Linked DNA regions of Homo sapiens: all the other regions are linked to region 5. The links are chromatin loops, found by intact Hi-C in ENCODE. Cell type or tissue: heart right ventricle. All regions are shown on one strand. Links, peaks and the distances in the headings refer to the core of each region. The heading gives the core; the rest is flanking DNA. Region 1 overlaps UBE2D2 (ubiquitin conjugating enzyme E2 D2). Region 2 has its middle 8.6 kb from the start of PSD2-AS1. Region 3 has its middle 20 kb from the start of PSD2-AS1. Region 4 overlaps UBE2D2 (ubiquitin conjugating enzyme E2 D2). Region 5 overlaps DNAJC18 (DnaJ heat shock protein family (Hsp40) member C18).

Region 1 (6,152 bases), core at 511-5,510, 190 kb after region 5:
GTTTTCACAGAGTACCACAGTACCAGACCTGTAGCAGTGAGGTTTCTTTACTCTTCCAGTAAAGGGTGCACTCCTGTGAGTGACTTCTGTAGCTAATTGCTTCCTGGGTGCTTTACCACTGGGCCAATTTGCTGGTAATCTGCCTTGTACTAGTCATGATCTAGAGGCCCCCTTACTTATCCCCCTTCTCAGCAGACATTAGAGATGAGGGCGCCACTGTGGCAGGCAGTGCCTGAGAACACTTAAAAGCAGTGCTTTCTTACTATCTTACCCAACTCTTACAGCTTTGAGTGGAAATGCAGGTACAATTAATACTCTTCCATTATAACCACAAATTTAAATAACAGGAAAGAATTAAGTAGAAGAACAGGTCCCTTGACCAGTTGGTCATACTTTTGTCTAATAGTGTTTTTAGTCTTGTTATTGGGGGTTGTTAATTCTAGTTATCAATGTTTTATTTACTCAAATTGTAAGTATATTTGTGATTAAAAATAGAGTGAGACTCGTGTATGTGTGCATGCATGCGTGTGAGCATGTGCGTGTGTGTGTTTTAGTCTTGTTTTTAATTTTTTTCAGAAACAGGGTCTTGCTATGTTGCCTGGGCTGGACTTGAACTCCTGGGCTCAAGTCATCCTCCCATCTCAGCCTCCTGAGTAGGTGGGACTACAGGTGCCCACTTTTGTGTCTTTAAACAACATACAAGGGGCTTTTTATAGGACTTCCCTTGAAGATACTAGGTCCAGTTTTAGTGGCCCAGAATGGCTTTGTCCTTGGCTTACTCAGTCCATTAAATGGTCAGCAGAGAGTAATATAAGTGTTTGTAAGTACTAGTGAGGGCTAATCTAAGGAAGGGAGCCTCAGCAATTCCTATCCTTTACCTTTAACCCCTAATCAACAAGCTGCTATTTTTAGGTTCAAGTCCCAGTGAGCAACAAACCAACTTTAGGGATTAATTTGATATTAAGGAGGTTGGAAGGAACTTTAGGATTTGGACTGACATTCTGGTGGATTTTTATATGGCTTCTTAGTCTTCATGTTTCTTCTACCTTGTGACAAGAGTTACCTGGTTTGGGTTGTTCAAATATAACCCCAGTGACAACTTCCCTTAGGTTGCTCAGATCATAGTATGAATGGTAAGTGTGCTAAGTAGTAGCTTAATTATAAGTAAAAACTCTGGCTTTTGATCTCTCATGATGCACTTAGTAGCATGAGAACATGGAACAAGCATCATTTTCTGCATTTGGAAGATATTTATTTATTGAACAAGTTTATAACTTATTAGAAGTATCCCTGGAGCTTGTAATCAACCTTGGGCTTTCAGCTAATATTTTCTTCTTAAATTTTACTCCTTTTTTCTCTTTTTTCCTCTTTAACTTATCCTTTACATTAGGAGAGATGTTTTTCTTTCTTTAATGAGGGCCAGTAATGTACAGACCTACACAAGAGTTTTTAGAAATTTTTTCTCCTTGTTAAAACCAGTCTTTCTTAATTTGAGTATTATCTACCTTGACTTTACTGTTTTGTCCCCCGTATACCAGCATTATAAAAGGAGTCATGCCTGTAATTCCAGCTTTGGGAGGCTGAGGTGGGTGGATCATCTGAGGTCAGGAGTTTGAGACCTGGCCAAACGTGGCAAAACCTTGTCTCTACTAAAAATACAAAAATTAGCCAGGTGTGGTGGCACTTGCCTGTAGTCCCAGCTACTTGGGAGGCTGAGGCAGGAGAATTGCTTGAACCCGGGAGGCGGGGGTTGCAATGAGCCGAAATTGCGCCAGCGCACTCCAGCCTGGGCGATAGAGTGAGACTCTGTCTCAAAAAAAAAAAAAAAAAAAAGTGTATTATATGTAATTGTTTTGAAGAAATGATTTACCCTGTGAGGTAAAGAAATAACTGTTTAAAAGTAGAACTGTAAGCCTTGTCAAGAAGTTTGTCTACCTGACATGAAGTTTCAAGAAGTTTTAGCCCAAATACTTTCGGTTTTTTTTGTTTTTGTTTTTGAGAGAGTCTTGCAGTGGCGCAGTCATGGCTCATTGCAGCCTCCACTTCTCAGGCTCAAGCAGTCCTCTCACCTCAGCTTCTGGAAGTGTTGGGATTACAGGTGTGAGCCACCACACCTGGCTCTAAATATTTTTCATTGAGCACCTTATCAGTGTTCTAGGCCATTCTAGTCATTTTTCTTGTTTCTTTAGACTGTTAATTTATGTTCCTCATCTTGCTCATACTCATTATCATATTATTTATAAATGAATTTGGATTAGAAGGGGAATGATATGTTACTATGGCGTAGATACAATGTAGATATTGTTACATGGTGACTTTTTTCTTGTTATTTTTCAGTGTTCCATTGGCAAGCTACAATAATGGGGCCAGTAAGTATTCAGATTAATTTCAGAATAAACAGTTTATGTAATTTACTCATTTTAATCCCACTTTTCTTGTTATCAACAGAATGACAGTCCCTATCAGGGTGGAGTATTTTTCTTGACAATTCATTTCCCAACAGATTACCCCTTCAAACCACCTAAGGTAATTAATTGGAATGTGGCAGTTTTTAATGTACTTTCTATAATACTAATAAACTAGTTTACAGAAAGTTTCCTTTCTTTCTGTAGGTTGCATTTACAACAAGAATTTATCATCCAAATATTAACAGTAATGGCAGCATTTGTCTTGATATTCTACGATCACAGTGGTCTCCAGCACTAACTATTTCAAAAGGTAACAGTGGGTATTTGATATCAAGATAAAGCAACCGTGTCTTTTGTCTTTTTAGAGTTATTTATTTTTGAAAAGATTACTTATGTTTCTTTTAAGAAGAGATAGCAATTCTTCTTAATCTGAAATGGACCTTGAGAACTGAAAACGAGTTGGATTTTTCAAGCAAAAGTATTCCTTGGTGTAGTGACTAGTCTGTCAGTTGTGCTACTCTAGCATAGGTTAGAAGATGAACACTGGGCCTGGTGCCGTGGCTCATGCCTGTAATCTCAGCACTTTGGGAGGCCGAGGCGGGCAGATCACAAGGTCAGCAGATCGAGACCATCCTGGCTAACATGGTGAAACCCCGTCTCTACTAAAAATACAAAAAAATTAGCTGGGCATGGTGGCAGGTGCCTGTAGTCCCAGCTACTCGGGAGGCTGAGGCAGGAGAATGGTGTGAACCCGGGAGGCAGAGGTTTCAGTGAGCAGAGATTGTGCCACTGCACTCCAGCCTGGGCAACAGAGCGAGACTCTGTCTCAAAAAAAAAAAAGAAGATGGACACTGGTATGAATGTTTTTTTAGAGCATAAAGTAGAGCACAATTAACATCTCTTCCAACCTTGAGATTCATGAATGGAAAAAGATAGATACTATTGCAGAATAGGAAATAGACCAGCCCTTTAGACAAATGCCTATGCTGTAAACATAGACGTTAGGTTCTTGAAGAACAAAATATAGGTAAATATTTTACCAGCTCTTGTCTTTAGGTTTCTGTATCAATGAACTGAGTGATGTAGTTGTTGTCTTAATGTGTTGATTTGAAATTGTACAACCCTTCAACATTATTCCCAGATGAAATCACAGTTGCGTTACAATAATCTAGATTTTTTTTTTTTTTTTTTTTTTTTGAGATGGAGTCTCACTCTGTCGCCCAGGCTAGACTGCAGTGGTGCAATCTTGGCTCATTGAAACCTCCACCTCCCGGGTTCAAGCAATTCTCCTGCCTCAGCCTCCCTTGTAGCTGGGATTACAGGCACCCGCCACCACGCCTAGCTAATTTTTGTATTTTTAGTAGAGACTGGGTTTCGCCATGTTGGCCAGGCTGGTCTCGAACGCCTGACCTTATGATCCACCTGCCTCGGCCTCCCAAAGCGCTGGGATTACAGGCATGAGCCACCGTGCCCAGCCAAATAATCTAGAATTTATAAAGGAAAACAAAAACAAGTATTTATGGCCTGGCACGGTGGCTCACGCCTGTAATCCCAGCACTTTGGGAGGCCGAGGCAGGAGAATCGCTTGAACCCAGGAGGCGGAGGTTGCAGTGAGCTGAGATTGCGCCACTGCACTCCAGCCTGGCCAGCCTGGGGGACAGAGCGAGACTCCGTCTCAAAAACAAGAATATTTATCAGATCTCACTGCTGTACTCTGAAAGGTGATAAAAGAGTTCACTGGATGTACTTTTGTGAAAATGAAATCAGTTGTTTAAGAGAAAAATCAAATATGGTAATGGATTAATATGTTTAAAATATGAAGTACAAAAATCAGAAAAAAATTCAGATCCCAATAGATGAATGGACACAGGGGAACCAAAGAATAAATAAATGAATGTTACGTTCCTATTTTTTACCTTTTTAATTAACAAAGATATTTTTAAAAGAAGACAAAACACTAATGAGGTACATTGAAATGAACACTCATATTCTTCAAGTAGAGGTATAGATTTGTAGAGCCCAGTCTGCCAGTATGTGTTAAGAGACTTAATCATCCATGCCCATTCACCCAATAATTCTAGTTTCATTTATTTATACTAAGAAAACAATCCCAAATGCTGAAAAAACTTTGTATACAAGTACATTTGTGACATTGTGATTTAGTTCTGAAAATTGGAGGTTACTTACAGTAGAGGAAAAAATAGATCGGTTCCAGCACATGCATTTAAAAGAGTATTGACCCTGGCCAGGCATAGTGGTTCATGCCTGTAATCCCAGAACTTTATGAGGCTGAGATGGGCAGATGACTTGAGACCAGGAGTTCGAGACCAGCTTGGCCAACATGGCAAAACCCCATCTTTACTAAAAATACAAAAAATTAGCCAGGTGTGATGGTGCGTGCCTGTAGTCCCAACTACTCAGGAGGCTGAGGCGGGAGAATCACTTGAACCCGGGAGACGGAGGTTGCAGTGAGTCAAGATGGTACCATTGCACTCTAGCCTGGGTGACAGAGGGAGACTTTGTCTCCAAAAAAAAAAAAGTATTGATCTTTACAAATATTGTGAAAATAGGAAAATACTGTGCTTGAGAAAAGCAGAAAAAAGAAAAAAGGCATATACACTGTAACAAGAGTTACATATAAAAGTATGTTGAGTGTCCAGAAATAGACAAGCAATGTTAGTTTTGGTATTTGTGTGGTGAAATGTGGTGTGTGATTTTTTTTTTTTTTTTTTTTTTTGAGAGGGAGTTTCGCTCTTGTTGCCCAGGCTGGAGTGCAATGGTGTGATCTTGACTGACTGCAACCTCCGCCTCCCGGGTTCAAGCAATTCTCCTGCCTCAGCCTCCCAAGTAGCTGGGATTACAGGCACCCACCACCACGCCTGGCTAATTTTTGTATTTTTAGTAGAAATTATCTGCTTATAATTTACCATTTGAACCATTAAGTAGAAATTATCTGCTTATAATTTACCATTTGTTTAATGCATGTATTTAGACAGGAAGCAACATAGTTTCATGGTAAAGAACATAGATTCTAGATCCAATTGCCTGTGTTCAGATCTCAGATCCACCTCTTATTAAATGAGGCTAGAGACACATTGGCCCCTGTATTCCTCAGTTTTTTCATCTGTAGAAAAGGAACAATAATACATATTTCATTGTTGTTACGAAGATTAAAGAAGCAAAAACAGACAGTTAACTGGTTCCTTGTAAGTACTCCAAAAACTGGGGATAAAGGCACAGTTGTCAAAAGTGTTGGGTATTTGTCATGTTATCACTTGGATGTCAAGACTCAATCTTAAAAAAAAATTATTATTATTATTATTTGTTTTTTTTTGAGAAGGAGTTTCACTTTTGTTGCCCAGGCTGGAGTGCAGTGGCGCAATCTCGGCTCACCACAACCTCCACCTCCCGGGTTCAAGCCATTCTCCTGCCTCAGCCTTCTGAGCAGCTGGGATTATAGGGCATGTACCACCACGCCCAGATAATTTTGTATTTTTAGTAGAGACGGAGTTTCTCCATGTTGGTCAGGCTGGTCTCGAACTCCCAACCTCAGGTGATCCGCCCGCCTCAGCCTCCCAAAGTGCTGGGATTACAGGTGTGAGCCACTGCTCCTGGCCACAAATTAATTTTTTAAAGCAAACAAAACTCTGAGACATTAATTTAAAATTTTTGGAGTCCCAGGCAGAAATAAAAACAGGATGCCAGAGAACCACATTTTTTTAAAGTTATTACAACTTTAATGAA
Region 2 (6,152 bases), core at 639-5,638, 330 kb after region 5:
TTTTTTTTTTTTTTTTTGAGACAGGGTCTCGTTCTGTCACCCAGGCTGGAGTGCTGTAGCATGATCTCTGCTCACTGCAGCCTCAACCTTCTAGACTCAGCAATCCTCCCACCTCAGCTTCCCAAGTAGCTGGGACTATAGGCATGTGTCACCATGCCCGGCTAATGTTAAATTTTTTTGTAGAGACTGGGTCTTCCTATGTTGTCCAGGCAGGTCTGGAACTCCCGACCTCAGGTAATCTTCTCACCTTAGCCTCCAAAAGTGCTGGGATTACAGGTGTGAGCCACTGCACCCAGCCAGTCCAGCCTCTTGACTCAGTGGTGGAGGTGGTTGTCCTTGGCAGATCCTCGACACTGCCAAGCCCCTCACACTCCTCAAAGCTTAGTTCTCCTACTGGTCACGTCTCTCTCTACTAGGTTCCTCTGGCTCTCACTCTCTCTCTGCCGGCCCATAATTCCATCCATCCATGTCTCTTTTTCTGTTTCTGCCTCTCCCTAAAAACATATAACTCTCCCCCTACCATAAGAACACCCTTCCACTCCCACCCACACATCCAGCCCAGCTCAACTCATCACCAGCATGCACTGTCACCTGGGTGCACACAGGCAAGGAGACATACAGAGGCAAAGCGATGGAGAGACACAATCACGCACACACTCACACTCAAGTGCACATGGGCACGAGGACAGCCACCCATCCAACACACACACAAGTGCACACACAGCACAAATAGGCATGAACAGGTGCATACAGATGCACCTGGTGACAAACACACAAGGACATTGGAGCATATTGCATATGCAAGAGTCCACAGGCATGTATACTCTCCCCCCACCACAGGCACACATAGGTCAGGCACAGACAGGTACACACAGGCACAGAAACACACACAAGGGCACACAAGCACATCTGCACAGTAAGACACAGGCACACACATACACACACGTAGGCACACACAAGCTCTCGCCCCCAGCCCCCCTCAGAGAGCTGGCTGCCCGCCAAGCGCGGAGCTTTCTGCTGGGTGTGCACAACCTTTCACAGGCTCTAATTGAGTCGAGGGTGATTTATAACACGGCAGCGCCCCTGCCCGCGTGGGCTGCCCCTCCTGCTACAACCCTGGCCAGTCTTTGACCAACCCCTCCGCCCCCTACCCCCCATAAAGCATCACATGCACAGGCCCCTTTGAGGGAGAAAGGGGCATTTTCTTCCTTGCCACCAGCTCCTGTCTTCATTCTTGCCTTTCTCCTGGGCTAGACACTGGATTCCAAGAAGTTATGACTCAACCCACCCATCCCACCACCATCAGCAAACTCAGTGTTACTCAGCCCAGCCATTGGGAGACCAATCTAACTAACCTGCCTGATTAGAGACAGCCAGGACCCTGACTGCAGATCCCACGTGCTTCCTGAGCTGCAGCGCGAGAAACGGGATTTGGACACGAGAAGGGACTTGCCCAGTGAGCTGGGGCTGCAGGATGGGTGCTGATTAGCAGGGTATAGGAAAGCCTCCATTCAGGGCCATGGGGGAGGAGAAGGCCACCAATAACCTTGTTTCATGCCCCTCCATGCTTTTGGGTAACTGAGCTGTGACCCTCCCTCCCAGCTGTCCCCATGGCCAGTGTGGCTGGGCCTGTGATTAACTGCATTAATTAGGCTCTGAGGTTTGGCTCATAAAGTCCCCTTATCCACCTAAGAAGGAATGACAGTGAGGACTTTTGTCCTAGTGGGAGGGGTGTATGCATCCTGACCCCTCACTTTTGACCCTAACATGGACCATCAGCTCTAGCCATGGCCCATGAACTCAGCCTAAGAGCTATTTCATCCTCCCAGAAGCATCTTGTGTTGGATGCTGATGCTGTTAACCCATTTGACAGTGAAGGCAACCAAGGCCCAGAGAGGCCAAGCCCTAGAGACTGATCCCACAGGAGTCCCATCCTGCTCTCAGGACGCCTGCTGCATGTGGAGCTGCTTTTTGGAGCAGGAAAGGCTCCTTGGAAAGGCTATACCTCCCTGTTCCCAGAGTTGTTTTTTTTTTTGTTTGTTTGTTTTGTTTTGTTTTTGAGATGGAGTTTCGCTCTTGTTGCCCAGGCTGGAGTGCAATGGTGCAATCTTGGCTCACCGCAAACTCCGCCTCCCAGGTTCAAGCGATTCTCCTGCCTCAGCCTCCCAAATAGCTGGGATGACAGGCATGCGCCACCACACCGTGCTAATTTTGTATTTTTAGTAGAGATGGGGTTTCACCATGTTGGCCAGTCTAGTCTCGAACTCCTGACCTCAGGTGATCCACCCGTCTTGGCCTCCCAAAGTGCTGGGATTACAGGCATGAGCCACTGCGCCGGACCAGAGTTGGGTTTAGATTACAGAATGAGGAATTCAGATTAGATTTAAGAGGGGTTGGGCATGATGGCTCATGCCTATAATCCCAATACTTTGGGAGGCCAGCCTGGGCAACATGGGGAAACCCCATCTCTACAAAAAATTTTAAAAATTTAGCTGGGTGTGGTGTTGCATGTCTGTACTCCCAGCTACTTGGGAGGCTTAGATGGTAGGATCACTTGAGCCCAGGAGTTCAAGACCAGCCTGGGCAACATGGTGAAACCCTACCTCTAAAATTAAAAAATTAGCTGGGTGTGGTGGCTCACACCTGTAATCTCAGCACTTTGGGAGGCTGGACAGATCGCTTGAGCTCAGGAGTTCGAGCTCCAGCCTGGGCAACATGGTGAGACCTTGTCTCTACTAAAAATACAAAAAAAATAGCTGGGGCGTGGTGGTGCGTGTCTGTGGTCCTAGCTACTTAGGAGGCTGAGGTGGGAGGATTGCTTGATCCCAGGAGGTGGAGGCTGCAGTGAGCTGAGATCACACCACTGCACTCCAGCATGGGTGATAGAGTGACACCCTGCCTCAAATTAAAAAAAATAAAATAAGTTAAAAAAAATTAGCCAGTATGGTGGCACCCACCTGTAATCCCAGCTACTTGGGAGGCTGAGGTGGGAGGATCACTTGAACCTGGGAAGTTGAAGCTGCAGTGAGCTGTGATTGCATCACTGCATTCCAGCTTGAGTGACCCTGTCTCAAAAAAAAACAAAAACAAAAACAAAAACAGAGGGACCTCCTTAGCAGTAGAGTTTGATTGGGAGCCAAGGTGTGTATGTGTTTTTGTGTGTGTGTGCAGTGGAGAGGGTCCGGGCTGCCCCCAAGGGAATCCACATGATAATGGCAGCCAACATTTAGTGCTTGCTTATTGAGTCGCAGACAGTCCCGTAGGGGAGGAGTTGAACCCCATTTTATAGACGAACAAAACTGAAATTCTGACAGTTTAAGCCATCTGCCCCAGCCTCATGGATTTGAGGCAGCGCCACCCACGCCCCTTCCCACTGTCAGGTCCTGGGTAGGTAGATGGATCCTCTGGGGTCTGTGTTCCAGCGACGCCACCTCATCTCTGCTGTGGGTCAACCCAGTCTTGGGCTCTCGCTCGAATACACTTGAACATGTGTGAGTGTGGGTGTGAAATGGGTGGCTGAGAGGGTATATAGGGTGTGTTCCAGAGACGCTAGTGGGGAGGGGATTTGTGCTTTGATGTGTGCGTGTCCCAGCATGCCTGGGTGTTTGTGTGCGTGGGTATCTTTGGGACATGTTATGGGGTGCTGGTCTCTATATTGTTGCATGTTTGTGTTTGTAGCTCTGCCTGCGTCATTCTGTGTCCCTCTCTGCACAGCTTGTGTGATGTGTGTATGTCCCTGGGAGCCTCCTCCCTATTTGTCTCTGTGTGTGTGTATCTTTGATATGTCTGTGTCTGTCCTGCTTCTGGGTGTGTTTCCGTGTGAGCATCTCTGCGGCCCTGCTGTGTGTGTGTGTGTGTGTGTGTGTGTGTGTGCGCGCGCATGAGGCTCCGTGCCTGTTTCCGAAGTGACTCTAGGTGCCACAGTGTGTGATGCTGTGACTGTGTCTCTGTGTGTGACTGTGTGTGAGACTGTAACTGTTCTGTGTGTATGCGACACACCGTGTGCGTGACTAAATGGTGCTGTCTGTGTGACTGTTTCAGGACCTGGACTAGCGTCGGCACAAAATTTAAGGGGGCTCCAACAAATCTCAGTAATTAGGAAAAATATTTTCGTATACTTAAAAAAAGCACAATGCAAAAAATGATGAAAATAGACTATTAAAGACAGGTTCAGTGTATGTGCCTATCCGTGTGGCTCTGTCTGTGCCTCCGCTAGTGTCCCCGCGGCTGCCGTCCGCCCTCCCGCGCCCCGCCAGGTGAGCGCAGCCCCCACCCCCAGTCACGCTGCTCTGGGCTGAGCCTCGGTAATTTCCGAGTCGGCGGCGGCTTTGTGTGCACCGGCCGCGGTCTGGGGGCGGGGAGGGAAGGGAGGGTTATTTCTCCCCCCTCTTCCTTTTTATTGGGTCATTAACAACGGCTCGGACTGCCGCTGCGCCCCCCCTTTCATGTCTGCCGCGCCTCCCGCCATTATCTGCCTCCGCCGCGCGGCGTAATTCGATGCCAATCAGGTTGGGGCGCAGAGGCAGCCGGATCAAAGCCGGGGCCGCGGCGCTGGAGGGAGTGGGGTTGGGGAGCAGGCTGCGCTCCCCCGGGGTCGGGGCACCCACCAGGGTTCCCGCTCAAGCATCTAGGGTCAGACTGGGAAGTCCTTGCCCAACCCGTGCAGGGTTCAGAAGGTTGCTTGGGGTGACCAGGTGGTCAGTGGCTGGGCTGCGCGGTTCAGCCAGGCACCAGGGTCCCTTGGGGGTAGTTTCGTGGAGGGAGCGGACTTTAGGTGGAGATTCTAGGCGGAGGGACCAGCTTGGGCACAGGCGAGGAGGCAGGACTCAGCAGAGCGCCCTAGGAATAGGGAAGAACCCAGCTGGTGGGATTCTTCTGGCTGGGCGACTGTGTTGTCTTACAAGGGTTAGGAGCAATGGAGGGGCTTGAGAGGGGGCGGGCAAAATCAAAGTTGGCCTTCAGGATCCTTTATCTGGCGATGTCCTCTGTCTGCTAGAGGCTATGCCCTGACTCAGTTTCCTCCGCTGGGAAATAGGGAAGCTATTAGCTTCCCGCACTCTTCCACAAGGGATAGTGAGGTGATGAAGGTGATAAAACAACCCAAAACAAGCACAACTCAAATTTCTTGAGCACTTCCTAATTGCAGGTCAGGCCCGAGTCTCCATTCATCCACACAACAGCTCTACAAGGTTGGAACTCATGTTTTTACAGATGAGGAAACAGAGGCACAGAGAGGGAAAGTGACCTGCTCAAGGTCCAGGGTAGTGAGGGGCATGGCTGGGATTGGAATCAGGCCCATAGATTGCATGAAGCGGATTCTCTCCTGGGAGGTCCCCTAGCCAAGCCATCTGCTGTTCTCCCACCCCTCCTGGGCTCTGGGATGGGGGCAAAGGGTTTGGAGCTGCCTGTGTGAGAAGCCAGTGGAGTCACAGAGTGGGCTGGGTGGGCAGTGGGATGAGAATCATCCTCCTCACACTCACAGCCATCTCCACTGCTTACAGCCCTTGGGCAAATCACCTGCCACCACCACCCCAACCCTGTCCTTCGCCTGCATCTGTGAAAGGGGGTTCACAAGCTTCTTCAGCTTTTCCCTTAAGAGTCAGTAAGTGAACGTAGCAAAGGGTGTTTTGAGCATCAGATGTAGTGTGGATGGGTGTTTTTATCACCATCAACCAAAGACTCAAGGGGGGTAGTGTCTGCCAGGCAGTCCCTGAAGGGAATGGAAAACCCCCTTCTTCCCCCAAAGAAAATGCTGGTGTTAGTCCCAATGATTTGGGAAAGAGTTGTTCCCCCGTCCCCACCCTTGAGAGGGAGAGAAAGAGATTTTTTCTTCCAAATAGTGCTGGGTCTTCACAACTCTAAATATCTCCAACCCTAGAATGTTCTGAGCAAACCAACGTATACATAATATATGCTTCTGTTCTTAACTAAAAGCAGGCCTCCAGACCTTGAGGACACCAGCCGGCAAGGACTTTCACCTCTGTCCTCTCCCCAGCATACCCTAGTTCTGGGGCCTGTCAAGTTGGGGTTGTGGACTGAGGAGAATGGAGGAGTACAGGTCCCTCAGCAGCCCCTGGTGTCTTACAAATGGTTTCTTGAGGCTGGGCACGGTGACTCATGCCTGTAGTCCCAGCGCTTTGGGAGGCCAAGGT
Region 3 (6,152 bases), core at 459-5,458, 340 kb after region 5:
GTCCAAGAGAGGAGGGTCATCTACCCTGCAGACAGTACTCCACTCAGAAAGGCTACAGACCCCTCCCGGCAGACCCCTCCCGGCAGAGCCAGCCCCCTTTCCTGCCAGGGGGATGGCAGGACAGGAGGCCTGGCTGGGGAGGTGGTGGGGCTGTGGCAGCAGAGAGGGGAGGCAAAGGTTGGCAGAGTGGGGAGAGATGGCCTGGGGGGAGAGCAGCGGAGTCGCTGGGGAGAGAGGGAGGCTGTTGCGCTATAAATACCTTCCAGGTAACAGGACCCATAAATGAAGGGAGGGAATTAGTCACATTCTGCAGCGCCTCAGAGAGAGGACAGGGAGCAATGACCTGAATCCACGGAAGGAAAAAAATTAGGCTAACCTTGTTGGGTGAGGGGGAGGTTAGGGGCCGGATGCTGTGCCTCCTCAGTGGGGTGCCTGAACAGGCTCTGCTGGGCGGGCCCAGGGAGGAATAACCCTGGCAGGAGGGGTCTGGAAGAAACATCTTGTCTATTCCCTCCAGATGTGTGAGGTGTGTGGGACTCTTCCTTTTCTTCTCAAGGATCTCCTGGCCTCTCTCTGAACCTCACACCCATTCCTCCTGGGAAGTCCTTCCAGGAGTCTAGCCCAGTTGTTCTTCACGTCACTCTGAAGCATGTTTTCATTCACTGCGCTCACTGTCTTTAAGCCCTGGCTCCCCCTGGGGTGCCCACCTTGTCAGGCATCTAGCTCTGGGGTCATTCCCTGGGTTCCCAATCAGGCAGAAGGATCTTTGCCGGGGAAGGCAAGAAGGCCGTGTCCTACTTCCACTCTGGACTCAAGCCGAGTGGGCCCACTTGTCCCTTGCTGGGATGATGACCATGGCCTGTGCTCTAGTCTCCTAGCTCCAGCTTCACCTGCCCTGGGCCAGCCCCTCACCCCCAGGGTTGCCAGAGCAATAGTCAGGCATGCCCTCCCTTGCTCACACCTTCCCTGCTCCTCTCGGAATGGAGGCCAGTCCCCTCGGCCTGGCACAGCGAGCCTCCAGGATTGGCCTCCAAGCAGCTTCCTAACCACATCTTCTGCCTTTGCTCTCACACCCAGCCTGCCAGTCTACATTCTCCAGGTCTTTGCACCAGCTGTTCTTTCAGCCTAGTGTTCCTGCCTCTTGCTATGCCTGGTCGACTTGCGTTTTCTCCCAAGACCCGAGCTTGAGTCTGAAATTCTCTCTGCTGCCTCCCCAGCTGAGTTGGGTCCTCCCTCATCTGTGCTTCGGAAATTCTCCAGCAAAGGTAGTCTGGGGAAGTCACCAAGATCCAATTGGGAAGTCCAGCTCTGCCTCACCCTGACTACATGGCCTCTGGTGAATAGATGAGCTCTCCTGTGCCTCAGTTTCCCCATCTGTGAAAAGGAGTTCTCACAGTGCTTCCCAAGGGTTTTACAGTTTAGGCAAGATCCTGCATGAGGAGGGCTGAGCACACAGTCAGCGGGTGGCTGTTGTTGGGGTCACAGTATTGATCACACTGTTTCTGTGTCTGCCTCCCCTGCGGGCTGCGAGATGGGGAGGGAGGGGGGCAGTGCAGCGTCCCCGTGTGACTTGTCGCCGCCACAACCGCAGTGGCCAGCTCGCGCCTGGCACTGAGACCGTAAGCAAATGTTTGCTGAATTAATGAGTGGGGGCTGCAGGGAGGGCTTGGGCTGCAGTTCCGCCTGGGCTGCTGCAGCTGGGGCGCGTACGTACATCCGTGTGCCCCTGGGAGTGTGAGTGAGGGGCGCCTGTGGGTGGGGGAGCCATATCCGTGTCCCGGGGGTCTGGCGGCGCCGTGGGCAGCCTGGCGCGCCCGCTCCCTGGGGTCCCCGCCGAGCGCCTGCCTGGCTGCGGGACCCCGTTGCCAGGAGCAGTCAGGATGCGGCAGCGTCTCCATGGCAACGCGGCATCTCGAGCCGCGCGCCGCCCTCCCCCGGCGCCCCGCAGTGGGCAGGAGGCCGAGCCTGGCAGCCCCTCCCGGCCCAGCAGCCAGCAAGCTGGGCCAGGAGGCCGAAACCTGATGGGAGGGGCTGAGCAGGGGGCTCCTTATTTTCTAGGGATAAGGGGCTGACCTGCCTTTACTTCCCACCTCATCTGGGGGAGGTAGATAATAGAGCCTGTCCTCTGTCTATGAGCAGCACCCTCCACACCCGCCAGGAAAGCAGGAATAGGTTCTGGTCAGGGCAGGATACCCTCACTGGCGAAGGGACATTTCTGATCTAAGTCCTGGCTGTGAAAGTGGCGCTGTTGTGAGGGGCACTGAGGCACAGCCAGGGAAGTGCCATACTGTTCCAGGGCTTCAGTGTGACCCCAGTGACTTCCATGACCCACCCGATGTCCACCCATGTCCCCACTTCTCATAGATAATGCCCAGTACCTGCCACGAACCCTTCCAACGCCCCCTCACCCTCTCAGTTGTGCCATATCCCCAGACCCACTCAGTACTTCCCACTGCGGGTTCCGTGACCCTCCCACCCCTGGTTCCCACTCAGTGCCCCTTCTGCTCGCTATCTTCACACTGCCTTCCAGTTCTTCCCAGCACACAATGTCTCCAGTTGTTATTCAGTACCCCCAGTGCCTACGCAGTGGTACTTCCAACATGCACTCAGGGCCCCCGTTACCACCAGGAAACCACCCAGCGCCCTCTTTCCAGTTTAGGCTTGGTACCACTTAAATAGCCCCCAGGGACCACCCACTGCCCCCAGTACCTGCCCGGTGGCCCCCAGTGCCCTCCTATTAATCGGCCCAGTACCCTGCACATCCACTGTAGTTCCCCACCTCTTCGTACTTCTGTTCACCTAGTGCTAACCACTACAATCTCGTTCTGCCCAGTATATTCCCACCATGCAGCCCCTTGCCACATTATTTCCAGATAAATCCCCATTCGCCCCCTTGCCCACCTCCCACCCTCCAAGCCCAAGCTCCGCCGGGCCGCAGTGCTCGCAGCGGCCAGGAGGGGGAGAGAGCGAGTAGTCAGCAGGAGACCGAAGCGCGGGGCGCGGCTGGGGAGAGGGTCGAGGGGCAGCATCCAAGGCCGTCTTCTTACAAGGGCTGAATCCGAGCCCAGGGTGCGGCTGCGTTCCGGGGGGGTTCCTCCCGGAGTGACCGCACCCCTGCCCCGCATCTTCTGCAAACCCCTCCGGGTCCGCCGCCACCGCCGCCGTCGTGGCTTTGGCTCTGAGAAGGGGCGCGCGCCCTCTGGTGGCTGCTGAGCAGTACAGCTTCCTAGGCCGATGAGAGGACGCCGCTCTGGCCCGGGGTGGTGCGTTCGTTCCCTCTCTCTTTCCCTGTCCTCCTTTTTTGGGCCTGTCCTCAAGCTGGCGGCGATGGGGTGACGGCAAGCCAGGCCCCTCTGTGGTGGCTGGGTAGAGAGCCTGGGGTCTGGATGAAGGGAGAACATTGGGTAGGGAGGTGTGGAACCAGGGCCTGGGGAGAGGGACCGCGGAGCAGAATGGTGGTGGGGGTGGATCGCTGAGTCCACAGATGAAGGACTAACAGATGGATCTGAACTCAGGAAGTCTACAATCTGAGCTGTGATTCGATGTGCTGTTTGTAGAAGGGGGCGATACAGGATTGGTGGCAGTAGGGTGAGGCCTCCCTTCCAGGCCTGGCAGTTCTATCTGGCCCTAAGCCTTTCATGGGATACTTGTTGATGGACCTACCCTTCGATGACTCTGTTTCTGCCTCTGCCCGTCTACCAGCGCCTAGCCTTCTTTTCACCTGCCTGGGCCTGTTTCTCAGTCTTCAGCAGTCCTGGAATGGTGGGGGGCACCCTCTCCCTGTCCCACAATATGGGGTTTTCTCTCCTCTGTGTATGGGGGAAATGGATGGAGCTAGAGCAGAAGGGACCCAGGTTAGACTCTTGCAGTCTGTCCTGAGTTTAGGTGACCTTGGCCTGTAGGACCCTCCATGGTTAGATCTGTGATTTTGTGCCCATTCCAGCAGCCCCACCTCGATGGATTAATAAGTTCCCTTAGACTTAAAGGTCCTTAGAGATGCCTCCTCCATCCTCGCCATTGCCTGGCTGGGGAAACTGAGACACCCAGCAGGTTAAGAATTGCTCTAGGGCGAATAGAGGGGTAGGCATCAGGATAGTAAGGTGATAAAGAGCACTGACTGGCCTGGGTTTGAGTCTGGGCAAGTCCCTTCCTTCTTTCTTTCTTTCTTTCTTTCTTTCTTTCTTTCTTTCTTTCTTTCTTTCTTTCTTTCCTTCTTTCCCTCTTTCCCTCCCTTCCTTCCTTCCTTCCTTCCCTTCTTTCTTTCTTTCTTTCTTTCTTTCTTTCTTTCTTTCTTTCTTTCTTTCTTTCTTTCTTTCTTTCCTTCTTTCTTTCTTTCTCAGAGTCTCGCTCTGTCACCCAGGCTGGAGTGCAGTGGCACAATCTCGGCTCACTGCAAGCTCTGCCTCCCAGGTTCACACCATTCTACTGCCTCAGCCTCCCGAGTAGCTGGGACTACAGGCACCCGCCACCTTGCCCAGCTAATTTTTTTTGTATTTTTAGTAGAGACAGATTTCACCGTGTTAGCCAGGATGGTCTCGATCTCCTGACCTCGTGATCCGCCTGCCTCGGCCTCCCAAAGTGCTGGGATTACAGGCGTGAGCCACCGCACCCAGCCACCATCTTTCTTTCTTTCTTCCTTTTATTTTTATTTTTTAAAGACAGAATCCCACTCTATTGCCCAGGCTGGAGTGCAATGTCACGATCTCAGATCACTGCAACCTCCACCTCCCGGATTCAAGGGATTCTTATGCCTCAGTCTCCCAAGTAGCTGGGATTACAGGCATGCACCACCATGCCCAGCTAATTTTTGTATTTTTAGTAGAGACGGGGTTTCCCCATGTTGGCCAGGCTGGTCTCGAACTCCTGATCTCAAGTGATCTGCCCACCTCGGCCTCCCAGAGTGCTGGGATTACAGATGTGAGACACGGCATCTGGCCCCTCCTGTCTTTGTAAGCATCAGTTTTCTTATTTATAAAATGAGGATCAAAACTCTACCTACTTCCCAGGAGAGCTGTAAAGATTCAGTCAGATGAGGATGATATTGGAGAGAATAATAACAATGATTGGAGCTGTTAATAATGTTAACTGAGCACTCACTTTGTGCCAGGTGCTGTGCAAAGTGATTCAGCACATGCAATCCAAGAGGTTATATACCAGCTTGACAGAGGTAAGGCTCTTGCTCAGAGGCTCTCAGTGATGACCAGCTCACAGGCAGAGTGACAAAGCCCCTACCAGGTCTAGTGCCTGACCCCAGGGCACCAGGATGAGTTCCAGAGTCCTCTGCCTCAGCTAGGGCTGGAGGCAGAGAGAGGGACAAGAAGACCTTGAGCTGTCCCCTGTGCAGTGCTCCCCTGTCCCCTGGGCCTGGCTCAGATATCTGGCCCCCCGCCAGGGAGGGCAAAGGGGCTGGTTGATGGAGGTAGCACGTGTCCCAGCCTGGGCAGCTGAACCTGGGGGCCTTGCCCCGGAACCTGGAACCTTTCCTGCAAAGGGAATATCCTACAGCAGGAAGGAAGGAAGTGGGGAGGGGGAGGAAGAGGAGGGAGAAAGGATAGGACAGGCCCCAGCTGGGAGAGAGTTCTCTCCCAGACAGGCCAAGAAAAGAGGACCTCTGGACTCCAGGCTGAGAGGCCAGTGGGCTGGTCACCCTGGCTGCGGTTTAGATGTGTGTAGTGGGGGAGAGGAGGGCATAAAAAGAGAATGTGACCCACTCACTGCCCTCTGTTTCCTCATTTGTGTAACAGGTATAAAAACACCTTCCTTGGCCAGGCATGGTGGCTCAAGTCTGTAATCCCAGCACTTTGGGAGGCCGAGGTGGGTGGATCGCCTGAGGAAGGGAGTTCGAGACTAGCCTGACCAACATGGAGAAACCCCCGTCTCTACTAAAAATACAAAATTAGCTGGGCTTGGTGGCGCATGCCTGTAATCCCAGCTATTTGGGAGGCTGAGGCAGGAGAATTGCTTGAACCTGGGAGGCAGAGGTTGCTGTGAGCCGAGATCAAGCCATTGCACTCCAGCCTGGGCAACAAGAGCAAAACTCCATCTAAAAAAAAAAAAAAAACAACACCTCCCTCCCTCCTGGGCTGGATGGGAGTAAAAAAGTGAGGTCAGGAATGTAAAGAGCCAATCGGGCCTGCAACATGGTGGGTGCA
Region 4 (6,152 bases), core at 464-5,463, 200 kb after region 5:
GGTTTTACCATGTTGGCCAGGATGGTCTCAATCTCTTGATCTCGTGATCCACCCCCCTCCGCCTCCCAAAGTGCTGGGATTACAGGCATGAGCCACTGCAGCCAGCCTTCATTTTTATTTTTTAATGACCTAACCTAAAGTCTGTTTAAGCTTCTTAAAATCCTTGTTGGTAGGCTGGGTGCAGTGGCTCACGCCTGTAATCCCAGCACTTTGGGAGGCCAAGGTGGGCGGATCACGAGGTCAGGAGATCGAGACCATCCTGGCTAACACGGTGAAACCCCCGTCTCTACTAAAAATACAAAAAATTAGCCGGGCGTGGTGGCGGGTGCCTGTAGTCCCAGCTACTCAGGAGGCTGAAGCAGGAGAATGGTGTGAACCTGAGAGGCGGAGCTTGCAGTGAGCCTAGACCGCGCCGCGCCACTGCACTCCAGTCTGGGCGACAGAGCCAGACTCCGTCTCAAAAAATAAAAAATAAAAAAAACTATTTGCCAGGTGTGGTGGCTCACGCTTGTAATCCCAGCACTTTGGGAGGCCGAGGCGGGTGAATCACGAGGTCAGGAGTTCCAGACCAGCCTGACCAACATGGCGAAACCCCATCTCTACTAAAAATACAAAAATTAGGCCAGGCATGGTGGTTCAAGCCTGTAATCCCAGGACTTTGGGAGGCCGAGGTGGGTGGATCACCTGAGGTCAGGAGTTCGAGACCAGCCTGGCCAACATGGTGAAACCCCAATTCTGCTAAAAAAAAAAGAAATAATAATAATAATAATAATCCTTGTTGGTTACTGTTAATATAAAGTTAAGTAAAACTTACAAAGCTGCTAGGCATTACAGTATAAATTCTTAGAATTTTCTCATGTTTTGGCGTCTCATGTTTCTCTCAACCCTTTGCTTTGATCCTCTGCTAATTTATATGATTTTTTTCATTCTAGTACTCTTGTCCATCTGTTCTCTGTTGTGTGATCCCAATCCAGATGATCCTTTAGTGCCTGAGATTGCTCGGATCTACAAAACAGATAGAGAAAAGTAAGTATGGCCTCAAGATGGAAAGTTATCTGTGGTGGGATGGAGATGTTTGTCACAAATCTTTCTTGTTTAAGGGCTGAATATCGGCCAGATATTTAAAGTGAAGTCCTAATATACTCTCCTGGGGCTAGAAAAGAGAAATATATGCATTGAGTATTATTATAAGTAGATGATGCCAGTCTTATCCCTGATTGTTTCACGTGACTCCTCTTGTCTACAAAAACTTTTTTTTTTGTTTGTTTTTTTTTGAGACAGGGTCTTACTCTGTCACCCAGGCTAGAGTGCAATGGTGCAGTCTTGGCTCACTGCAACCTCCGCCTCCTGGGTTCAAGTGATTCTCATGCCTCAGCCTCCCGAGTAGATGGGATTACAGGCGCAGGCCACCACGCCAGGTTCGTTTTTTTTGTAGTTTTAGTAGAGACTTTTACCATGTTGGCCAGGCTGGTTTCGAACTCCTGACCTCAAATGATCTGCCTGCCTAGGCCTCCCAAAGTGCTGGGATTACAGGTGTGAGCCACCACACCCATACAAAAACTTTCCTATGGTATATTTTTCAACAGCTTAATGCCTTATGCTTGGCTTTTGATATATAAAGCACTTTTCATCAAGTGCCCATTTGCCTGCCATAGGTATTTGTCAATTAATGGGAAAAGAGAATTGATTTCCTACCATTTGACATAATCTAAAGGAAGAAAGCAAATAAATGCCATTAGACGTGAAAGCCCCAAATTTCTTTTAAAAACAAAACTTGATGTAGAATTTGGGTATTTTAGAATTGTACTATGAATTATTGAACAGTGGTCAAGATATCAAAAGAGATAGTAGCTAAAAGTGTTCTAGTAGCATTTTTTCTTTTCTTTTTTTCTTTTGAGATGGAGTCTTGCTGTGTTGCCTGGGTTGGTCTCAAACTCCCTACCTCAGCCTCTGGAGTAGCTAGGATTATAAGCATGCCCACCATGCCCAGCACTAATAACATCTGTTTTATGTAGTATTCAGTGAAGTTATAAGAGGAACTAGATAGGAGAGGGTGGATAGTTCTTTTAGGGCCGGGCGCAGTGGCTCACGCCTGTAACCCCAGCACTTTGGGAGGCTGAGGTGGGCAGATCACAAGGTCAGGAGTTTGAGACCAGCCTGGCCAACGGGGTGAAACCCCGTCTCTACTAAAAATACAAAAATTAGCCGGGCATGGTGGCGGGCACCTGTAATCGCAGCTACTCGAGAGGCTGAGATAATTGCTTAAACTCAGGACGTTTAGGTTGCGGTGAGCTGAAATTGCACCACTGCACTTCAGCCTGGGCGACAGAGCAAGACTCACGTCTCCAACTTGAGTTCTAGTGGATTAGAGAGGCATAGATACGTTTTTGTTTTTAGTGGAGGTAACACTGGGAATGGGATATTCTAACAGTAGTTGGTTCTTGCTTTTTCCTATTTGTGAATTTATTGTCAAATTTTTTTGATTAGAGAACTGTTTTGTCCGATATTTAGAATTGTGGGTCTGAATGCTTACCAGAAGTCATTTCCCAAGTCATCATGGAGTAATGTTGAACACTGTTGAACAGAACTTTCCCAAACTGCACTGCCCCCACCCTCTAACCCCCCACTTTTTTTTTTGCAGAGACAGGGTCTTGTTCTTCAGCCCAGACTGGAGTACAGTGGCACAATCGTGGCTCACTGCAGTGTCAAACTCATGGGCTCAAGTGATCCTCCCACCCCAGCCTCCCCAGTAGCTGGGACTGCTAGTACATGCCACTACACCTTTCCAGCCTCCCCAGTAGCTGGGACTGCTAGTACATGCCACTACACCTGGCTAATTTGTTTTTTTTTTTTTTTTTTTGTAGAGACAGGATCTCACTATGTTGCACAGGCTGGTCTCTAATTCCTGGCCTCAAGCAGGCCTTCTGCCTCAGCCCCCCAAAGTGCTGCTGTTACAGGCATGAGTTACCGTGCAAGGCCAGCATACCCACCCCCACCCCCCCCCCTTTTTTTTTTTTTTTTTTTTTGAGGCAGGGTCTTGCTCTGTTGCCCGGACTGGAATGCAGTGGCACAATCACAGCTCACTGTAACCTCAACCTCCCAGGCTCAAGTAGTCCTCCCATCTGAGCTTCCCAAGTAGCTGGGACCACAGGCAGATGCCATCACATCCAGCTAATTTTTTTTTTTTTGAGACAGAGTCTTGCTCCGTTGCCCAGGTGGAATGCAGTGGCACAATCTTGGCTCACTGCAGCCTCTGCCTCCCAGGCTCAAGTGATTCCTGTGCCTCAGCCTCCTGAGTAGCTGGGATTACAGGCGCACATCACCATGCCTGGCTAATTTTTGTGTTTTCAGTAGAGACGGGATTTTGCCATGTTGGCCAGGCTGGTCTGGAACTCCTGACCTCAAGTGATCCAGCTGCTCCAGCCTCCCAAAGTGCTGGGATTACAGGCGTGAGCCACCACACCCGGCCTAGCACCCGTTTTTTAATAGGAGAATTATAGAATCATTTGCTCTGCTTACTTTATTCAAATGTTCTTCTGAAGCAATAAACCCATTCATTTTGTCAACCAAATTGTTGAAATTAGTTCTACCAGAACCAATTGTTTTATTGATATGAAAGGAAAGTTTGGTTTTTTTTCCCCCTTTTTTTTTGAGACAGAGCCTCACTCTGTCACCCAGGCTATGGTACAGTATTGCAATCTCAGCTCACTGCAACCTCTGCCTCCTGAGCTCAAACGATCTTCCCACCTCAGCCTCCTGAGTAGCTGGGACTATAGTCATGCGCCACCACACCCTGCTAATTTTTGTATTTTTTTGTAGAGACAGGGTTTTATCATGTTGCCCAGGCTGGTGTGAAACGCCTGGGCTCAAGTGATCCACCCGACTCAGCCTCCCAAAGTGCTGGGATTACAGGTGTGAGCCAACATGCCCAGCCTTCTGTCGGTTTAATCATTATTAGTATATGAGTTCAAGAACTATGTAATGTAGAATCATATAATTTCAAGTACTTTAAATGAATGAATTGAGTGGACATCTTTTGTAGAAATAGGCCAATCAAGTATGGAATAAGGTATATGCCAACAAATACTAAAATTTAATCAGAACCCTCTATAAGTAGCAATTAAAGGAGACTTTCACATTTTACAGCTCCTTCCCATTATCATTGAATTAATCCTTATCAGAAATTTGGGATAGAAAGGGGCCTTTCCTTGAATGTCCTATAAGCTACTCTCTTCAAGTTACTTGATGGGATAATGAATGGAATCTGTTGCTTACTGACTCCACACCTATGTTAAGCCAAGCTTCTCTTTGTGTGTACAGGTACAACAGAATAGCTCGGGAATGGACTCAGAAGTATGCGATGTAATTAAAGAAATTATTGGATAACCTCTACAAATAAAGATAGGGGAACTCTGAAAGAGAAAGTCCTTTTGATTTCCATTTGACTGCTTTCTATGAGCCCACGCCTCATCTTCCCCTGTGCACATGTTTACCTGATACAGCAGTGCTGCGTGTTGTACATACTTGGAACAACAAACTAGAAATACTGTACTTCTGTACCAACATTGCCTCCTAGCAGAGAAGTGTGTGTGTGACAAGCCAGTTCTACAGGCATTACCTAGGTGTGAGACTAAAAGCTTTTCTTATTGACTTAAATTTGGATAACAGCAAGGTGTGAGGGGGGTGGTGGGTATGGTGTGTGCTTGGATGGGAAAGAAAAGGCTCCACTCACCTATAGGAGATTATTTTTAAGTGGAATCCATTTAAACTCAAAACAGTTATGAAAAGCAAGGTGAAGAACATGAAGCTGTGTCTGTATTCATTTTATTCCGAAGGAGCTACGTCTTAGGTGAAAGTTATGACCAACCAGATTAAACTCTACCCACATCCTGCATTTTAAGGTCTAAGTTTAACTGGTCAACATTTAAATGGATTGGAGCTATTAGTACATCAAGTGTGATGGGCTTTGTTCCCAACTCTTTTACATCTCCCTACCCCTTCAACCTTTGGCCTTTCAGCCCTTCTTTCTCTCTTCCATATTCTTTGGTTTGTATGTGGTTTCTCAGTTAATACATAGCTAATAGCTCTTATTTTTCTTATGTTTTTAACCGCTTAGGTCTATTTGGATGTAAGGGTGAAAATTCATTTGATGGAAATACTTGTGTATATTTAAAGACCCAATTGCTCCTCTGGAGCTTGTACTTTCAAGAATGATTAATCTGTGTAATAAACTGGTTACTACAGTCATTACATATAATTTTGTGTGAATAGGCTTTTTCATTTTTAAGAAGTTTGTCTAGCTGAGATTAGTGGTGGATTTTCTCCCACTTCTGAAATGTTCATTTATACTGGTTGCATTTTAAGATCATGAAACAATTCCAGTTACATTGTAAAAAGGATATCTTACGAGTAATTTTATTGAACAAGTTAGAGGCATAAGCTTAAGAGCATTTCCATGAAACAACACATGCAGCATTCCAGGAACTTGATTGTTAAATTCAATAAGAAATTTGCTTTATTAATGAAACTAAGCTGCATTTCATCAAAACCTTGTGACATTCCCTTGGTACATAGGACATAAAACACAGAGGCATTGCTATTTGGTAAGTTAAGCTTCTGTGATTGTAATTATAAAAGAGCAACATTGACCAAACCTGGGAAACAAGAGCACAGTCTTGTTTGGAGAGTCTACATAATTACTTTGCACTAACATTTGCAGGATGTTCACACAATTTTAAATTGTACTGTATGTGGCTTTTTGAAGTCTTCCCTTGACCCTAGTAAAATATAGCTTGAAACTTGTAAACAACTGTGTTTGCCAGAAACATCATTCATGTGAACTAGGCAAGTTACCTTTTTTCCCCCCTTCTTTTCCTAATTGTAAACTAGGCCAACCTGAAAGCCATGGCTGATGCTCTAGCCATCAGGTTCTTTCAAATGCATCTTTACACTCTTGCACAAAAGTTAAGGAATAAATGTCCACTGCTTTTGGTTTTAAACTTGTTCACCTTGTCTTATCTCTCACTGTCACTGCTCCTCCACCTTGGAACTTGTGTGATAAAACCCAAAACCTCTTACAGTTCTCTTATAAGCATTTCAAGCATCTCTTATTAGCATCCTTGACTTTGCAGAAAAGGCTTAACTGTTAACAG
Region 5 (6,008 bases), core at 1,009-6,008:
AAAAGAAAATAAAAATAATCAAAACCAAGTTTTAGAAGACACAGTCACTAACGCGGTATGTGTGTGTAGAATTCAAGTGGGACCAAAGGTGAAGCTGTTGGCTGAGACGGGGCTACCCCTGCTGCAGACACTCCTAGTAACACTTGCTGGAGCTGTAAGCCAGTGGCAGATGCTATCATCCCCACTGTCTCCAGAGAGGGAAATAGGGGGGAAGGCCTGCCACACCCAAAGGGGCAGACCCAAGGGGTCGCTTTTGTTCTGTGTGGCCACAACCAGCTGGAGGTGAGGGTAGGGGACACCTCATTCCATACCAGAAACCTCTAAACCTTTGTTCTGTTTCAAAAAGTTAGGCTGGCTCGATCAGATTTCCCTCTAGGGAGTGTGGAATTGGGAAACTGTGGACCAAATCAGCGAGCACCAAGAACTTACAGACGTGTGTGCTGCAGAAAGGGGCACTGACTGGTGAGACTGGGGAATTTGAGAGAGTGATAAGCAGGGTGGCAACCACTGTAAACCATGGCAAACAAGGTTATGCAAAAGGGAAGCTGGAAGAAAGAAAGGAAGGCAGCTGGTGGGGAGAGGAGAGGGGGCAGATTGGCAGAGAGAGGTAGAGACTCAAAGAGAGACAGACATACAGACAGGTGACTAGTGCCGCCTAAATTCCTAAGATTTCCAAGTCCTGGCCACATGTATCCTGTCAATAAATTTCCCCTACTTTTTTATAGTATCCTGAATGGCCTTTGTCCTCTGACTCTGTTCACATAAACATGCGTAGCCTCAAACAAGAAGAGAGGAGGGATCAGGAGGCTGGGGGTGCCTCCTGCTGGGAACCACAGCCACCAGCTAATGCCCCTTTTACAGTATCTTACTTTGTTGTTTCTCCTTCCAACAACTAGTCTGGATATAATCAATGTAATCCTTCTCTATTGTTTTCTCCAAGTCATGCAGAGAAGCTCCTCTGTAGGCCTTGTCAAAGTTTTTATCCACAAAGTAAGGCACCTGCAGGTTCTGAGTTTCTCTAGAAATGGTGTAGCCCAAGGTCCTGAAACAAGGAGAGAGAGGCTCATGTGAGCTCATAATATTTGGCAATATTACTCTTAGCACTGCCCTCACAGATATCATCATCATCATCTGCTCATAGAGCAGAGGCAGATATCATTTTCTAATATACCCAACACTTCTTATTTCCCTAGCAAAGTTGTAAGTATAACATCATCATAATTGTATTATGTAAGCAAGTTCATACTATGAATTCAGCTTCAGCATAGTTTATTCTCTTAAAGGACTCACCTCTCTTATACTGCTCTCTGTGCTAAAAGTAGAATGCTGAATGCTTAAAACAAACAATTTTTACGTTGTGTAGGATCTAGTATGGTACCTGACAGAGTAGGCTATTATAAATGCTGGTTGAATGAACTGATTATGTTATATAGCAAATTATTTACAAAAAAAACAGATAGCTCACACCAACCTAGAAGCAATATTTTGGACATGATAAAAAGTACTTCGCACATAGCTGCTAACTGAGAACTGCAAGAAACTCAGACAAAAGATTTCAATGATGCTTTAGAGCTAACTCTCTGTGGGTCCAAGACATCCAAAGGTATCTGGTGCTTAGCAACATTAATAAGAGTACTGAGCTGACTAATTCTAACCATAAGGAAACATAGAAGGGACCTCAAACTCAAGTTAAAACAATGTGACAGAAATGGTTTTCTTCAAACTGGACAAATTCTACATTAAAGGGGCTATATTTTATTTGGCCTTTTTCCGGCCCTCTCCTTTGATCCTCTCTAATTAGAGTAAGAGCTGAAGCCATGACTGCTCTCCCCTCACTCTAAGGTTTTGGGGGAGCTTACAGAGCAGGTCCGTGCTTACCCCGCTGGCCTCACAAGAAAGAAAGCTAAAGTGCCATATGGAAAAACATGAGAAGCTGGGAAACAGAGGGAATCAGGCCAGTGTGGCCTGATGGCAAAAACCTCTCTATGAAGGCTAGGTGCAGTGGCTCATGACGGTAATCCCAGCACTTTGGGAGGCCAAGAAAGGTGGAGGTCAGGCGTTCGAGACCAGCCCAGCCAACATGGTGAAACCCAGTCTCTACTAAAAAATACAAAAATTAGCCAGGTGTGGTGGCACATGCTTATAATCCCAGCTACTCAGGAGGCTGAGGCATGAGAATCGCTTGAACCTGGGAGAAGGGGATTACAGTGAGCCAAGATTGCACCACTGCACTTCAGCCTGGGAGCCTGGGTGACAGAGCAAGACTGCTTCGAAAACAAAAACAATAAAAAGAAACCTCTCTTTCAGCCTCAGCTTCGCTCTCTGTAAAAGGAAAATACTAGCCGGGCGCGATGGCTCATGCCTGTAATCCCAGCACTTTGGGAGGCCAAGGTGGGCAGATCACCTGAGGTTAGGAGTTTGAGACCAGCCTGGCCAACATAGTGAAACCCTGTCTCTACTAAAATATAAAAATTATCCGGGTGTGGTGGTGCGTGCCGCCTGTAATTCCAGCTACTCAGGAGGCTGAGGCACATGAATTCCTTGAACCAGGGATGTGGAGGTTGAAGTGAGCCCAGATTGCACCACTGCACTCCAGCCCAGGCGACAGAGTGAGACTCTGTCTCAAAAAACAAAAACAAACAAAAAAGGAAATACTGACCTGGATTGACCTGGAATGATGGTCTTGTCTACAGTGATCACTGACAAAGACTCTTCCTGTTATATATTGTCTAATAAATTCTACTTTTAAAAGGTTTTTTTCCCACTAAATTATAATAATGAATAATAATTTATTATTCATTATTAACAAAAAAGATAATCTAGTGATTCTCAAACTTCAGTGTGGACCAGAATAATCTAGAGGGTTTTTTAAAACTCAGACTTCTGGTCCTACCCCCAGAGCCTCTAATTCAATGGATATGGAGGGGCCCTAGAATCTGCCTTTCTAACATGTTGCCTGTTGATGCTGACGATGGCTGGTCTGGGGACCAAACTTTGGGAACTGAATCAACTGAAAGAATTAATTGAAGAAATTTTTAAAAATCCTATCAGAGTTTATAATCTATACGCAAAAAGCATTACAAGGAATTTCTCTATTTTCAACAAAAACAAAAAAATTGAAAATAATCACTTGATCCCCATTATTAATACTATGCTCCGAGACCCACAGGGTCCAGCAATCCTATCAACAGCTTAACAGAGTCTTTCTAACTCTACCATGGTGTGATAATGAGTTCATCTAAACCTTAAATTCTACTGATCCTTCAAAAACCAGTTACTGCTGTTCTGCAGCTGACCAGATGATGTCACTATAGAACAAGACAATCTATTTCCCGAGGCACACAGGAGACTGCCTCAGTATTTTTGAGTCTCAGCACCATGACTACCCAGCTGTTCCTTTAAACATCAAATCGGTGTTTTCTACAGCAAAAGGTGAAATGAAATGTTAGTAATGTATCAGCAAAACCTTCAAGTCTTTCACCCCCAGACTGTTACTGAGAAAGATTTAGAAATACCAGACTTACGATTTATAGAACAGACTATATGGGGGATTAGTAGCCAGCAGCTGAGTAATGACAGATATAATCACAATCACAAGAACTGGAAGTAGCTGAATAAATGCAGAATATGTAGTCTGAAAAAGAAAAAAAAATAAAAACTTGCTGTAAGTGTTCTTTTTTTTTTTTCTGTCGCCCAGGCTGGAGTGCAGTGGTGCGATCTCGGCTCACTGCAAGCTCCGCCTCTCGGGTTCACGCCATTCTCCTGCCTCAGCCTCCCGAGTAGCTGGGACTACAGGCACCCGCCACCACGCCCGGCTTAGTTTTTGTATTTTTAGTAGAGACAGGGTTTCACCGCAGCCAGGATGGTCTCGATCTCCTGACCTCGTGATCTGCCCACCTCGGCCTCCCAGAGTGCTGGGATTACAGGTGTGAGCCACTGCGCCTGGCCTGTAAGTGTTCTTTATCAATATAAAGCTTATTGAAAATAAGATAGTTGCTCCAAAGAAAATAACAAATTATCAATGCACTGCATAGGAGGATCCACAAAGCCCCAGGCTTTTCTGGGAAGGCTGTACTTTCAGCTGAGAAGTACAGGTTGGGCAGTCCTAATCAGAAAATTCAAAATCACAAATGCTCCAAAATCTAGAACTTTTTGAGTACCAGGATGACACTTAAAGGAAATGCTCATTGGAGCATTTTGGATTTCCTTTTTTTTTTTTTTTCTGAGACATGGTCTTGCTCTGTCACCCAGGCTAGAGTACAGTGACACAAACATGGCTCACTGCAGCCTTGACCTCCTGGGTTCTGATGATTCTCTCGCCTCAGCCTCCTGAGAAGCTGGGACCACAGGTGCACACCACCGTGTCCAGCTAATTTTTAAATTTTTGTAGAGACAAGGTCTTGCCATGTTGCCCAGGCTAATCTCAAACTCCTAGGCTCAAGCAATTCTCCTGCCTCAGTTCCCCCAAAGTGTTAGGATTACAGGTGTGAGCCATAGCACCCAGCCTCAGATTTTCAGATTAGGAATTGTCAAATATATAATGGTATAATGCAAATTTCCAAAATCCAAAAAAAAAAAAAAATCTGAAATCTGAAATACTACTGGTCCAATTTACTTCAGATAAGGGATACTCAATCTATACCAAATAACCTTTACTCTCTCTGCTGAGCAGGCTGAAGGAGGTCCAACAACAACCTGGATTGACACCCAGTAATCCCCCTGCAGCCCCATTAATAAGACCAATGAAGCAAACATCTCTAGGTAAACCTGCCCAGACTGTGCCTCTTACAGTAGTGGGGCTCTAGGAGCCAGGTTAGCATCATGCTTGGCCACAGCTGATTGGACTCAGGGGACATCCAACTCTGGCAGAGGTAATCACGTTTTCTCTCCTAGGAATTTGGGGTTGAAACTCATCACCCTTCACTTCTGGGTCATCACTTTAAGGAAGAACACACACTCTCAGGCACTGTAGACTGGCTATTTGCAAGGGGAAGTAGAACAAGCAAAGCTGCTTGGTGAAAACAAAACAGAGGCAAAGAGTGGCAGGAAAACTGGAGACAATCTGGGCCCAAAGAGTCCTGCAGAGCACAGCTGCTTGGGAGCCTGACAGTATCCCAGTTCCTTGTTCCTGTCTGTCATGAGGCCCAGCTGTGCTTCTTGTCCTTGAGCTTCATGAGACTCTTTTGATCCCTTACCTTAAACCCCCTTTAGTTCTAAATATTTTGAAGAGGATTCCTATTTTCTGCAGCCAAGAAAATTATGAAGCCGGAGCGGTGGCTCATGCCTGTAATCCTAGCACTTTGGGAAGCCAAGGCAGGAGGATCACTTGAGCCCAGGAGTTTGTGACCAGCCTGGGAAACATGGTGAGAAATAATCTCTACAAAAAATGAGCTGGGCATGGTGGCACGCACCTATAGTCCCAGCTACATGAGAGGCTGAGGTGGGAGGATTGGTTGAGCCCTGGAGTTTGAGGCTGTAGTGAGCTGTGTTTCTACTATTGTACTCCGGCCTGAGTGACAGTGAGACCCTCTCTCAAAAAAAAAAAAAAAAAAAAAAAAAAAAAAAAAGCCTTGATGAAGTCAGCCCCACAGATTGCTGAGATTCTGGGAGAGCCACCCAAGAATGGGCAGAGGGAGGGGATACCATTCTGCCTATTTAGGCCAATTTTCCAGCTCTTCTAACCATTGCTTTTGCTTTCCTAAAGCACATCTTTCCTAAAGCAACATATCTCAGGTTCAACTTCTAAAACTTGACCATGTACCATCAAGGTTGGCCAAGTACAACTGTTTATGGGCAGCAGTGCTCCTCCCTCCCTAGGTACCTGAGGTTTCTCTTCTTCCTCCTCCTTCTGAGTCTGTGTCCTCTCATGTCGGTGCCGTCGACGGTAATAGTAAGTGTCATCTGTCACATTTGAAAACATATGAATATTTCCTGGAAAAGAAATACATGGTATGGGATATGGCAAACACTCCTTCCCTGCCTTTTTCTTTTTTTTTTGGAGATGGAGT

The links. A loop is a pair of places that touch in the nucleus more often than their neighbours do. Peaks named below come from ENCODE experiments on the same cell type or tissue, not always from the same donor. Only the 100,000 strongest peaks of a DNase experiment are listed, where the experiment ranks them.
Region 1: a loop joins it to region 5, with 2.6 times the contacts of the local background. A loop is called at or near these places in 12 of 110 quality-filtered maps.
Region 2: it touches region 5 in a loop (4-fold over the local background); 47 of 110 quality-filtered maps call a loop at or near these places.
Region 3: a loop joins it to region 5, with 3 times the contacts of the local background. A loop is called at or near these places in 48 of 110 quality-filtered maps.
Region 4: it touches region 5 in a loop (3-fold over the local background); 29 of 110 quality-filtered maps call a loop at or near these places.

The regions. Positions count from the first base shown.
Region 1 is chr5:139,612,249-139,618,400 of GRCh38, forward strand. It overlaps UBE2D2 (ubiquitin conjugating enzyme E2 D2), which reads left to right. Exons shown (of 7, transcript NM_003339.3): 3 at 2,338-2,369; 4 at 2,449-2,526; 5 at 2,613-2,718. It also overlaps the pseudogene H3P25. Among named protein-coding and RNA genes, the nearest start is that of CXXC5, 33 kb to the right of the region's middle. In heart right ventricle, for the core only: no CTCF peak of the experiment used is centred there; no DNase peak of the experiment used is centred there.
Region 2 is chr5:139,751,795-139,757,946 of GRCh38, forward strand. It overlaps a transcript of PSD2 not described here. Among named protein-coding and RNA genes, the nearest start is that of PSD2-AS1, 8.6 kb to the left of the region's middle. RefSeq lists silencers at 467-618, 4,244-4,323. In heart right ventricle, for the core only: no CTCF peak of the experiment used is centred there; no DNase peak of the experiment used is centred there; H3K4me3 peaks cover 613 bases; H3K27me3 peaks cover 4,729 bases.
Region 3 is chr5:139,762,678-139,768,829 of GRCh38, forward strand. It overlaps a transcript of PSD2 not described here. Among named protein-coding and RNA genes, the nearest start is that of PSD2-AS1, 20 kb to the left of the region's middle. RefSeq lists enhancers at 1-293, 294-956, 957-1,620. In heart right ventricle, for the core only: CTCF peaks have their summits at 3,076 and 3,280; a DNase peak (open chromatin) is centred at 3,094; H3K4me3 peaks cover 645 bases; H3K27ac peaks cover 395 bases; H3K27me3 peaks cover 2,282 bases.
Region 4 is chr5:139,622,436-139,628,587 of GRCh38, forward strand. UBE2D2 (ubiquitin conjugating enzyme E2 D2) reads left to right here. Exons shown (of 7, transcript NM_003339.3): 6 at 933-1,026; 7 at 4,321-5,999. The coding sequence ends at 4,366. Among named protein-coding and RNA genes, the nearest start is that of CXXC5, 23 kb to the right of the region's middle. In heart right ventricle, for the core only: no CTCF peak of the experiment used is centred there; no DNase peak of the experiment used is centred there.
Region 5 is chr5:139,419,184-139,425,191 of GRCh38, forward strand. It overlaps DNAJC18 (DnaJ heat shock protein family (Hsp40) member C18), which reads right to left. Exons shown (of 8, transcript NM_152686.4): 5 at 5,822-5,931; 6 at 3,525-3,634; 7 at 870-1,042. Among named protein-coding and RNA genes, the nearest start is that of DNAJC18, 17 kb to the right of the region's middle. RefSeq lists an enhancer at 648-1,153 and a silencer at 3,179-3,328. In heart right ventricle, for the core only: a CTCF peak has its summit at 3,287; no DNase peak of the experiment used is centred there; H3K27ac peaks cover 1,462 bases.